Linked DNA regions of Homo sapiens: region 2 is linked to region 1. Evidence: chromatin contacts called from ENCODE Hi-C or POLR2A ChIA-PET data. All regions are on one chromosome and are shown on one strand. The core of a region is the stretch at or near the end of the contact, and the rest is flanking DNA. Distances in the headings are between cores, read along the strand shown. Region 1 has its middle 650 kb from the start of IGFBP3. Region 2 has its middle 530 kb from the start of IGFBP3.

The links. A loop is a pair of places that touch in the nucleus more often than their neighbours do. ChIA-PET counts read pairs that join two places held with the same protein, here RNA polymerase II (POLR2A). Pooled maps may share reads with other maps.
Region 2: a map of mammary epithelial cell shows a loop between it and region 1 (2.4-fold over the local background). The contact joins two enhancer-like sites. A Hi-C loop is called at or near these places in 3 of 168 maps with a recorded cell type or tissue (MCF 10A, PC-9 and mammary epithelial cell) and 1 of 50 pooled maps. POLR2A ChIA-PET finds 5 or more read pairs at or near these places in 1 of 52 experiments (PC-9).

What each region holds. Positions count from the first base shown.
Region 1 is chr7:46,565,348-46,570,943 of GRCh38, forward strand. No RefSeq gene overlaps it. Among named protein-coding and RNA genes, the nearest start is that of IGFBP3, 650 kb to the left of the region's middle. Within about 2 kb of position 3,149, at least 3 of the 41 ENCODE cell types and tissues checked have a DNase peak (open chromatin) inside an H3K27ac peak, as active enhancers do.
Region 2 is chr7:46,453,108-46,458,703 of GRCh38, forward strand. No RefSeq gene overlaps it. Among named protein-coding and RNA genes, the nearest start is that of IGFBP3, 530 kb to the left of the region's middle. Within about 2 kb of position 3,309, at least 2 of the 41 ENCODE cell types and tissues checked have a DNase peak (open chromatin) inside an H3K27ac peak, as active enhancers do.

The DNA.
Region 1 (5,596 bases), core at 1,899-4,398:
TGGAAGAGAACAGATCATGCAAGGAGCTGTTGTGGCTTTTTCAGAGGGTGTGGCTATGAAAGTTTCAGAATCTGAATGTGATTAGTTGGGTGGAGTGAGGTGGCGTAGTTCCCTCAAGTACCTGTCAGCCAAGCCTCATATTTCTCAGGTATCTAATGAGGCAGGAATGTTGAGCGTGATCATGGGACAATTATACACCTCTTTCCACTTACAAAGCCTCTGCTTATCAGTATTTAATGATTTATTTCAGCCTTGCTAGGCCTAATCAAGACAAGACACATTTTGCACAGTGCATCTAGGCAAATGACAAAAGAGAGGGCAGCCACTGCCTCTGTAACCTGGTGTATTTCATGTGAGTATCACATTTCCTTTCTCATCATGTGTTTTTTTCCCCAAGTGAATTATGAGATCACTGGGTATATTTCATTTTATCAGATGTAGATGCATTTTCTTTATCCTCTTGAAACATATTTTAATCTAGTCCATTAATAGAATTTAAATAAAGCCCTTTGAAAATGACTAAGTATTGTGCAACAGGAGAAAAACTAAGTACATTCTGAGCTAGGTCTCTATTCACAATTTGCACGTAAAGTCTAGCAGGTAATGAGCTTAAGTTCAGTTACGTGTTTGACTAGGAGGCCTGAGGACATCAAGGAGAGTAAACATGTAATATAAAACACATGTAGATAAACGTAAATATGTGAGCAAATTCCTCAGCATGTAAAAGTTTAAAAGTATGTATATAAAGCCCAAATACGTAAACATACTCTTTAAGAATATTTTAGAGATTCAATTGCTGGGCATAATTTACAGCCCAGGTATTTCAGCCATTTGGCTTGTAGATGAAGGAAACAATCACAAGCAGAATCAGTGAATTACCTACCATCCTACAGGAAGTTAGCATAAGTCATGAGCTTCAGAACTTAAGCCTGAGTGAGTGTTCAGGCTCCCTGTCCTGTTCAATGTGAACTGTATCTGTGATTCTCAATTCTCTACTTATTATATCCATAAAGCAGTTTTTCAAAGAATAGGAGTCCTGACATTATAAAAGCACTCCCCTCCTTTCTTAAGAAGATGGCCTATCTGGGCAGGCATTCTGCTCTATATTTATCATTTGTAACATGTTTAGAGACAGCAATCCTTGACTTTGGGGAGATCGTAGAATCCTCTGACTATCTCATGAGACATTGGCATCCTCTCCTTAGAAAAATAAGCTTCGGTGCACACACTCAGCTTTTCCTATAATTCCTAGGGAGGGGAGCAAAGATTTCAAGTTAAGAAAACTTAGGATGTCATCACTTTGTCAGTGATCTTCCAAATTATTACCATCTGAATTGAGCCTAAGAAACTGCCATTTAATAAAAAATGTAATGTCTGGAACACGGGAGCTGAACAAATGAACAATGAAGATTACTTAAATGCTGGATTGTGCCTTTAAAAGCTGCCCAAATGTTGCAAATTAAGAAACAGATGGTTCAGGTGTTTATAAGTCTCCCTTCAATTCTGCCTTGTAATTTGGTCCAGCCTTGCGGGGTGCTTCTTAGTTTCCTCTTACCTCTTTCTGGTGTTAATGGATAATATATTACTGTAATTTCCAAATGGGAGCCCCACCTGGCCTGATAAGAGTGACGCCCTTGTTTAAGACACATATCTTCAGAGAATACAGTCTTCGGTGCCTACGTGTGAACATTTATGTATATATATCAATAACTATATTTAACATTTGTTTCTGATCTCATGGAAATGAAAGTATCTTCTGTGCTTCCGCTAAATACAACTGTCCATCCCCTATAACTACTATGACTTCTTCTACCATTCCTGGTACCACTAAAGATAATGCCTTCTACTTCTTTTCACTTGTGACATCCTATCCCCTTCATGGCCTGGATTACCTTATACCTTTTTCATGAAGATTTTGTGGCTTCTTCCAACAGATTTAACTGTATTTCTGCTCTAGAACTGACCTTGTTTTTTTTCACATGTTATAAGTTGTCCCCTCCATTGAGCTGTAAGCACATTGGGCTTAGGGACCAAATATCATCCATCTCTACATCCCCACAACCCCGGGGAACTCCATAAGCCAGAGAAACTTGGAAGCCGTAGATTATGTAAAAATTCCTGTTACAGAATGTTTACTGCATTGAAGAGGCTGATTGGTTTATTATGTGTGAAAGAGTCACCCCACAGATCTTTGCTGATGGCCCTTTTACGTCGGCAAATAAATAAATGAAGGACTGACTGAATGAAAAGGAGCTGTGGAAACAAGAGGTAAACTCGATAATGAGATTCCTTAAAAAGAATCTCCCATACTATTTTGGGATAAGAGAAACCATCAGCCTAGCATAAGCCACTTTTCCTCTAAGAAACTTTAGAAAATTAAGACAAAATATGGGGGGGAAATATGATATGGCGCTCATAATGGATGGCTGGCTTCCCTCAGATGACCTCCTAATAGGCAGTCTTCCATGAAGCCAAGAAAACTGTGTTGCTCTGTTATTATAGGACAATGACAGCTACTGGCCTTGTTTCAATGATTATAGCGCTTCTTCATCTTTGCTGGCCCGGAGCTGTGAGCAGTGTGAAATAGCTCCGGTGGGGTATGCATCTTTCTCCAGTCTAGGAGATAGCTCCCCTGGGTCTAGGTGGGAAGGTGTGTAGGGATCAAGGTCAGGCTTCAGTCTGTGGTGCAGCAGCTCCCTTGAAACAGCCTCGCCTATCACAGGCTGAGCCAGCCAGTCAACAATGGCTTTGTTTATTGCATTCCTACTCTGTAGCTAGGTCTAGGGACGCATTCTGGGGTATTCTCCTCAATTCAACATGTTCTCTCCTCACTCATCTCCATACCACGACAAATGATGGCCAGCTAGGGTCACTTTTTCTAGGGACAGTCTTGAGTCATTATTTCTCAGATGATATTAACTCACTAATAAAAATAAATGCTTTTTGGAAGTGGGAAACATTGAATTGCACTTTAAGAAACAAGGTGCTGGGGTTAGAATAAGGAAGAGTACATTTATACCAGACCCTGAAGGATAGATAGAGCTTTTGAACACCCTCTGGGGTGGGGGAGTATGTGGGTGTGTTTGTATGGGGAGGTAGGTGGGGCTCATGTACCTGGAGAGCTTACATTACAGGGTGAGGTGCAGGCATGAAGGTACAAGAGTTACAGGCGGGTCCCAAGGCAGTCCAAGAGTACAGAGCTTAAACAGTCCTGAAAACTGGGAAGACCTCAAGTCTGACCTTAGTTCCAGGAGTTCATGACAATGTCTCTATAAAATGGGCATCCGGCCCCTCCCTTCACAGGGTTGGTGTACGGATGTGAGGTCATGTTCCTAACTTGGCAGGCAGTGGGCAGTCCTGAGAGGCAGCTACCACTATTTTAATAGACACATCCCATCCGAGTTTATCAGTTATTTTGATTGTCACCACAGACATGCAGGCCTCCTTAACCCCACATGCCGTTCTACAAAGTGCGTTTGTTTGTTTCTGCTCAGGAACATAACGTGAAGGAGCTGAAGAAAAAGGCTGACCCTGAGCTCAAGGAAGCTCAGCTGTCATCCCGAGTTTCCAATATTTTATAGAGCATGTGGATTTATTCATTGCCATTGCATGTGCTGTCCTGGCCTCTCCACTTGCCTTGAGCAGCAAGTTGTGACGAGGGCTCTAAACATGATCATACAAGACTGTCTCTATCTTCCGTCTCTGCCGCATGTCCTTGCCCCCAGCAATGGACACAGGGAGCCAACAAAGGCAACTGAACACATCACACTCTTGTGGATGGAACCTGAGAGGGAAAGGCAATGTAGGCCCCCAGTGTGCTCAGGCCATCCTGCCTGGGGTACAGCTTCTGAAGCTACCTGCATGGAAGAGGACAGGCAGGGACTGTGACTCAGAGGCAGAGCATTTTGTGGGAGTGGTGCTGGGGGACACAGTGCGATCCAGGGCTGCCACAGACACAGTGCAGCAGGCAGGAAGCTAACGTTCTGGATGGCTGCACAAGAAATGCAGAGGCTGCTCAGGGATTCAAACTTCAGCCTTGAGGTTTGTTCTGGAGTGAGGGGAGTAATCCAATCAGTGGGCAAGGCAGGCAGTGTCTGTTCAGACTTTCTTCAGAGACCAGCCAGGCTGCCCATCTGCCGGCTGCCCTATCAGTGCAACAAAACCTTTTAAGGGGGTGATGTCAAGGTGAGGAGGAGAAGCAGAATGGAGGTGCAAGGCAGACCCAGGTTTGAGTCACAGGGGCAGTGCAGGTGGCAGGGACAGAGACACCAGCCAAGCCTGGGGGTGGGTGCTCATGTTTCTAGCATTGTGCTCACTGCCGGGGCCTGCTCAATCCATGGTGACCTGATGCAGACATCATGAGGATGTGGACCTGGGGGACCCCAACTTGCCCTGGAGACATCTTGGGGAACAGATATGTCATCTTCCTATGCCTCAACCTTTGGCTCTTCTACCTATTGAATTTTTACTGGAAGCAAAGGATTTACCTGTGAAACTCTAAAAACACGAGAGTAGCCCCTGATACAGGGGAGAGCCCAGCCTCCAAGCTGGATCGAGGAGGGGGTTGAACTCCAGAACCTTTCGTTTGCCACCTCCATCTTTAGGCAGTCATCAAGCTCAATTGCTTTCCTATTTATTTTCATACAGATGAAGATTATATGAACTGTTTCATTTATTATGTAAGTCTGAATGAGATAACTGGTATGAAGCACTTAGACTCTAACAGAAACTCAGTCATTTTGAGTGTGCTTCACCTCTTTTTCTTCTTAAATTCCAGTCCACCTGCCTTGGTCAGACTTCTTGAAGATAAATCAAGCAGTTTTCTGGAAAGGAGCAAACAGTGAGTTGGGCCCTGCAGAGCATCTGGGACCAAGGACTGTAATACTCACCATACTCTCTTGCCTTTGCAGTCACCTGTTTTTTGGCTGTTTCTTACCTGCCTGTCCCACTACACTTTTGCTGGGAAATGGCCCCAATAAGCATTCTGTTGTGGATCTCCTGATCCTAATGGGATCAAGGCTTCTCACAGGAAGGGTTTGCTGTGAGAGCCATTGCGGGTGCAGCAGGGCTAACCCTGGCATCAGGTGCAGATGTGGGCGTGCATGTAGCCTGGTGACAAGTGACATACATTCTCACCAGGGCACCTCACCCACCTGCCACCCTGCCAGCACAGCATCAGATAAAAAATTAAAAATGTTTGTTCAGAGATCTGAAAAGTGAGAGTGGAAATTTTGAGAGAAGAGGCATTCATGTGGGATCCTGCACCTCCACCTTCTAGTCAGACCCCAGAGAGTAAAGAATGACTCAAAGCTGTCTGTTTCATGGGGGGTGTCTTACCTAACTGAGTACATAAAGTGTAGATAAGTCTAAACATAGCTGGCAAATGAAAATACTAGAAGGCCAAGAACTCCCCCTTACTCTCTTTCCTGGTTCAAGTGGATTTAAGTTAATAAGTCAAAATTTATCATACAGGAATTAATGCATTCATCTGAGTTTCTCAGTCACCCAGGAATTTAATTAGTTATCTTCCAAAATGGATGAAACTACTAGAAAATTCTCAGGTCTTGTAACCATTTACAAGAAAACAAACATTTGA
Region 2 (5,596 bases), core at 2,059-4,558, 110 kb before region 1:
AAAATCCTGACTGATACTACTCTACATATAAGAATTTAACATGTACAGCTCTATTTTATAAATTTACCTCAATAAGCTAATTTTACAAGTTGGAAAAGACATATATACAAGTATATTAATTTCTGTGTTTTTTTTAAATTATACTTTAAGTTTTAGGGTACATGTGCACAATGTGCAGGTTAGTTACATATGTATACATGTGCCATGTTGGTGTGCTGCACCCATTAACTCGTCATTTAAAGTTAGGTATATCTCCTAATGCTATCTGTCCCCCCTCCCCACACCCCACAACAGGCCCCGGTGTGTGATGTTCTCCTTCCTGTGTCCATGTGTTCTCATTGTTTAATTCCCACCTATGAGTGAGAACATGTGGTGTTTGGTTTTTTATCCTTGTGATAGTTTGCTGAGAATGATGGTTTCCAGCTTCATCCATGTCCCTACAAAGGACATGAACTCATCATTTTTTATGGCTGCATAGTATTCCATGGTGTATATGTGCCACATTTTCTTAATCCAGTCTATCATTGTTGGACATTTGGCTTGGTTCCAAGTCTTTGCTATTGTGAATAGTGCCGCAATAAACATATGTGTGCATGTGTCTTTATAGCAGCATGTTTTATAATCCTTTGGGTATATACCCAGTAATGGGATGGCTGGGTCAAATGGTATTTCCAGTTCTAGATCCCTGAGGAATCACCACAGTGACTTCCACAATGGTTGAACTAGTTTACAGTCCCACCAGCAGTGTCAAAGTGTTCCTATTTCTCCACATCCTCTCCAGCACCTGTTGTTTCCTGACTTTTTAATGATCGCCATTCTAACTGGTGTGAGACGGTATCTCATTGTGGTTTCGATTTGCATTTCTCTGATGGCCAGTGGTGATGAGCATTTTTTTCATGTGTCTTTTGGCTGCATAAATGTCTTCTTTTGAGAAGTGTCTGTTCATATCCTTTGCCCACTTTTTGATGGGGTTGTTTGTTTTTTCTTGTAAATTTGTTACAGAATGGGAGAAAATTTTTGCAATCTACTCATCTGACAAAGGTCTAATATCCAGAATCTATAATGAACTCTATGTTCTTTATATAATTGAAATACTTGACAACAAACGTCCATTTCCTAAGGGCTGGTTAATAGTCATGTAATAGAAAACCATGGAGTCATTACCATAAAATCTGAAATTTGTTTTAATTAATGTTCTTCAGAGTTGGCATTTTTTTTCTCTTCTATTCTTCTAGGGTTATTCTTTGTACAGAGGATGAAGAAATCCATGTGCACAGATTGGACTTCTCCCTTGGGCCGCGGAGATGTTCCCAACTGTCTCCCGGACATTTCCAGCTCAGAGTCAACAGATGATTGGAGAGTTATCTCATCTGCTACATATTTACTTAGTCACATCTCCTAACTGCTCCAATCACCCAAGAGCAAAATCTAAGTGTCTGCCTTAATAGTTCTTATCAATGCATCACCATTCACAGATGTGCATGCACTTATACATACACTCCTTCAATCCATCCTACGTGGTGTTGATTGTATCTCCAATACATTCTTCATAACCCTTCTTTCTTCTCTGCCTTCTACAGTCCCTATCCTGGACAAGACACTAATAATTTCTGAGGGGTATAATTTTAATACATTATTCTCTGAACTCCCTACTGACAATTCATGTTCTTCACATTGCAAATAAAGTTCTCGCTCTCTAAAATGGCAGTTGATTATGTTACTCTCTTTGTATTTGTTTTATTATTATTAATTTCAATCTTCTAAAGTCCCCCCACTGCTTATACTATAGCAGCCAAATTCTCACAGCCCAGAGCTTGGCTTTCTACATTCTGCTCCTGGCAAGCTCAAGCTCTGCAGTTCCGTCTCCTTCTGTTTTCCCGTGGCTTCCCAGGCTGCTGTTCAGTCTTCCTGGAGTCACTCCTGATTGTCTTGTGGTTGCTTGCAGCCTCCTTCTCTGTGCACATGGCATTTTCTGTGCCAGAAACACTGCTAATCTATTATGAGCCTGGTCAGTTTCTGCTTATTCTTCAAGTTCCCTCTCAAGGGGACACTTCTGTAAGTCTTCTTTCAGCATCCTGAGTGGAATTGATTACCACCTGCTTCATGTGTCTTATGACCTTATGGAATCCCTCTCACAGTCCTTTTTCATTGTAATGTCCATCTGCTCCAAACAGACCGTGCTCTTCAACAGTGAGGACTAGGATATACTCCATAACCTAGCCCCACACCTGCAGGAATAGATGTCTTAGTTTAGATTCTACCTAAAAGTAGATCCTGAAGCAAGATCTTAAGTGCAAGAGGTTCCGTTTGGAGGTGATTCCCCAAGAAGCACAAGAGAGAGAATAGGGAGGTGAGGCATGGGAGGAAGGAAAGCTGTAAAGGCTACTAATCAGTGGGTCATCCCTCCAGGCAACTGGGATTCAACTGGACAGGGTGCACCTGAAGAATCATATAGAACATTCCTCATAATACACTAAATCTTATTTTGTCACATCTTATAAATTTATCTTTTGAAGTCAGTCCAAATGAGAGTGGTCTTCAATTCTACATGACCTCTATTTAGATACTGGAAAATAGCGAATGCGCTCTCCCTTTAACCCTAACATTGTCCACAGCTTTGACAGTCACAAACTCTTCATCATAGGGTCTCACTTTTACAAACTCATTCCATTTTATGGCTGTACCATATAAAAATAGTGCCAAGGGCTAACACGGTGAAACCCATCTCTACTAAAAACACAAAAAATTAGCCCGGCGTGGTGGCCAGCGCCTGTAGTCCCAGCTACTCTGGAGGCTGAGGCAGGATAATGGCATGAACCCGGGAGGCAGAGCTTGCAGTGAGCTGAGATTGCACCACTCCACTCCAGCCTGGGCGACAGAGCGAGACTCCATCTCAAAAAAAAAAAATAGTGCCAAGGATTACCCACGGTGCCCTGGAACCTAAGCATGCCAAGGTGTGTGGTGTGGCAGAGAGTACCAGACACTTCTTTGCCCAGGGCTCTAATCAAGCTGCTGGAGTGAAGCCAGTTGTCGTAGTCCATTTGACTCACACACTTCTTGGATCCAATCTGCACACCCGAATTTTGGCTTATGATATATATCAACCTGCATTTCTTCTTGGTTTTCCTTGTAAAATGTACCTATTACTGTGCTTCACAAGAATTCTTGAGAATCTATTCAGTTTAGCCCAGGCACTGTGCCTGGAGTTAGAGAAACAGACACAGACTGAACAAGGGCAGGGCCTGTGAGGTGCTCACACCACGGCAGGAGTCCAGATGTGTCCAGGGTCAGAAAAATGCTTAAGGGAAAGGCTCAGCTGCAGACATGGACAGAGTGTGTCTAGAGACTGAACATGCAGCATAGTCACGTGAGACTTTCCCACTGGCATCTAACTTAATGGAATGTTATGCGTCAGTGTTATGGAATTGCACATGAGCCAAGAGAAAAAACATCCCAAAGATTTTGGTTTTAAGTATTCAGAATATGTGTTTTGCTTACCAAGCCAAGCTATGCTTAACCATGGTATCTAGAAAGGATTTGTTGATTTCTAGATATTCAGTGATTCCATTATTTAATATAAAGGAGCTAATAATAATAAAATAGCTAATTCTTAATGGGAGAAGTATGTAAAAGAAAAATGTGAAATAATTTGCATCAATATCATTAACTTAAAAGATAAAATTATTGAAACATTTATTTTTCTTAGTTATATAATATTTGAGTTTTGTTTAAAGAGCATGTATTATCTTTATAAATCAAGAAAAATACAGTAAAAAGTAGAAAAACAGAAAATTCAAAGACATAAAGAGACTCACAATGGTGACTCGCAGGGGAAGGCAGAGAAGCACAAATAAAATATTTATTATTATATCTCACATCTTGAGTGTTCATTGTAACTATTGTGTTAATTGGTACTCTCCCTGTAAACACCCCACGAGTTCTTACTGCCTGTTGCACAAACAACTCCAATTGACTAAGACCACAGCACTTCGATAAAGAGTTTAATTGACATGAGGCCAGCCATGCCACCTGGAAGACAAAGTTATTACTCAAATCAACTCCCCCAAAACTTGGGGGCTAGGGTTTTTCCAGAATAGTTTGGCGGGCAAGGGAATGGGGGTGTGGATAGTGGTTCTCTTCTGGGTGGGGCCACAGGATGGCTGGTGGGTCCAGGTGGAGCCATCATCATTAGAAATGCAAAAACCTGAAAAGACATCTCAAAGGCTAATCTTCAGTTCCATAATAATGATGTTATCTGCAGGAGTAATTAGTGAAATTTCATATCTTGTGACATCCGGAATAATGGCTGGTAATTGTTTTTAAGTCTATACCTTGGCAGAATTCAGGCTTCTCATCCATCTAACCTGATGGTTTTTCACTAGCTTTACAAAGTCAGTTTAGTTTTGGGGAAGGACTATTATTATTATTTAAACTATAAACTAAATGTCTCCCAAAGTTATCTTGGCCTAAACCCAGGAATGATTAAGGGTAGTTAAGAGGTTAAAGGCAAGACAGTTTTGCTAGATCAGATCTCTTTCACTGTCATAATTTTCTCACTGTTCTAATTTTGGCAAAGGTAGTTTCATCCCAGGAGCTTTAAAAGTGCTCACAGAAGTGTGTTGGGACTGTAGGAAAGTTTAAATTTTCCCGTTGAAGTCTGGATAATTTGAATATATAAAACAAACTGATAATAGACAAATTAATAGGAAAAATGGCATGCAAATATATTACATGCACATGTGTAAATGGAAGTCATAAAAAATAAGAAAACTCAAAGAAAGGACCAGATGGTACAAGTTTCATCCATCCTGAGGTTACAGAAAGAAGAGGGGCTTGGAATAGGGCAAGACAGGTTATGGGAAAGGGAATAAAGGAAAAGTGTAGGGCAAAAGCAGTTGGAAACTTCACGCAGATGAAACCCCAGGTAGCAGCCCTCAGAGAGAGTAGATGGTAATCAGTGGTAATGGTTTTCATCAGACCATTAAGGGTATCAGACTCTCAGTTAATCTTTTCTAGATCCAGACACAGGGGCCTCCAGAGAAAGCCTACTTGCATCCATTGTTTATTTCACTTTATTTCCTCTACTGAGGAAATTTCCCCCACAAAAGACAGCTTTGCAAGGCTACTTTTATCTGCAGGACCTCTGAACAGCCATCTCAAAATATGTCAAAGAAGTATATTTTGGGGTTAAATAGTTTTGGTTTCCTTTAGGACCATTAGAAACTCCTAGACTAGTCGTAGTAGCAGTAATAATAATAATAGTTACTAACTTACAGAGAAGTTTGCTTGATCTTTGCAGATATGGGAATTGTAGCCAAATATTATTCTTGATACTTTATGAAAAGGCAAAAATTGCCCTAGAATGAGTGTAATAAGATGTTAAAATGGAACTTCTGGCTGAAATATAAAGATATCAATTTCCAAAGTAATGTGTTAGACAAGATTTACAAAACATGTGGCCAAAAACTGGTTAGAATGGCTTTAATGAAGAGGTTGGTGGGGCAAAAAATAAACAAATAAAAGTGTGTGTATGCACTCTTGTGCTCCACACCCATAGAGAAAAGTTAAAGAAACAAAATTGAGCTTTTATAATAAA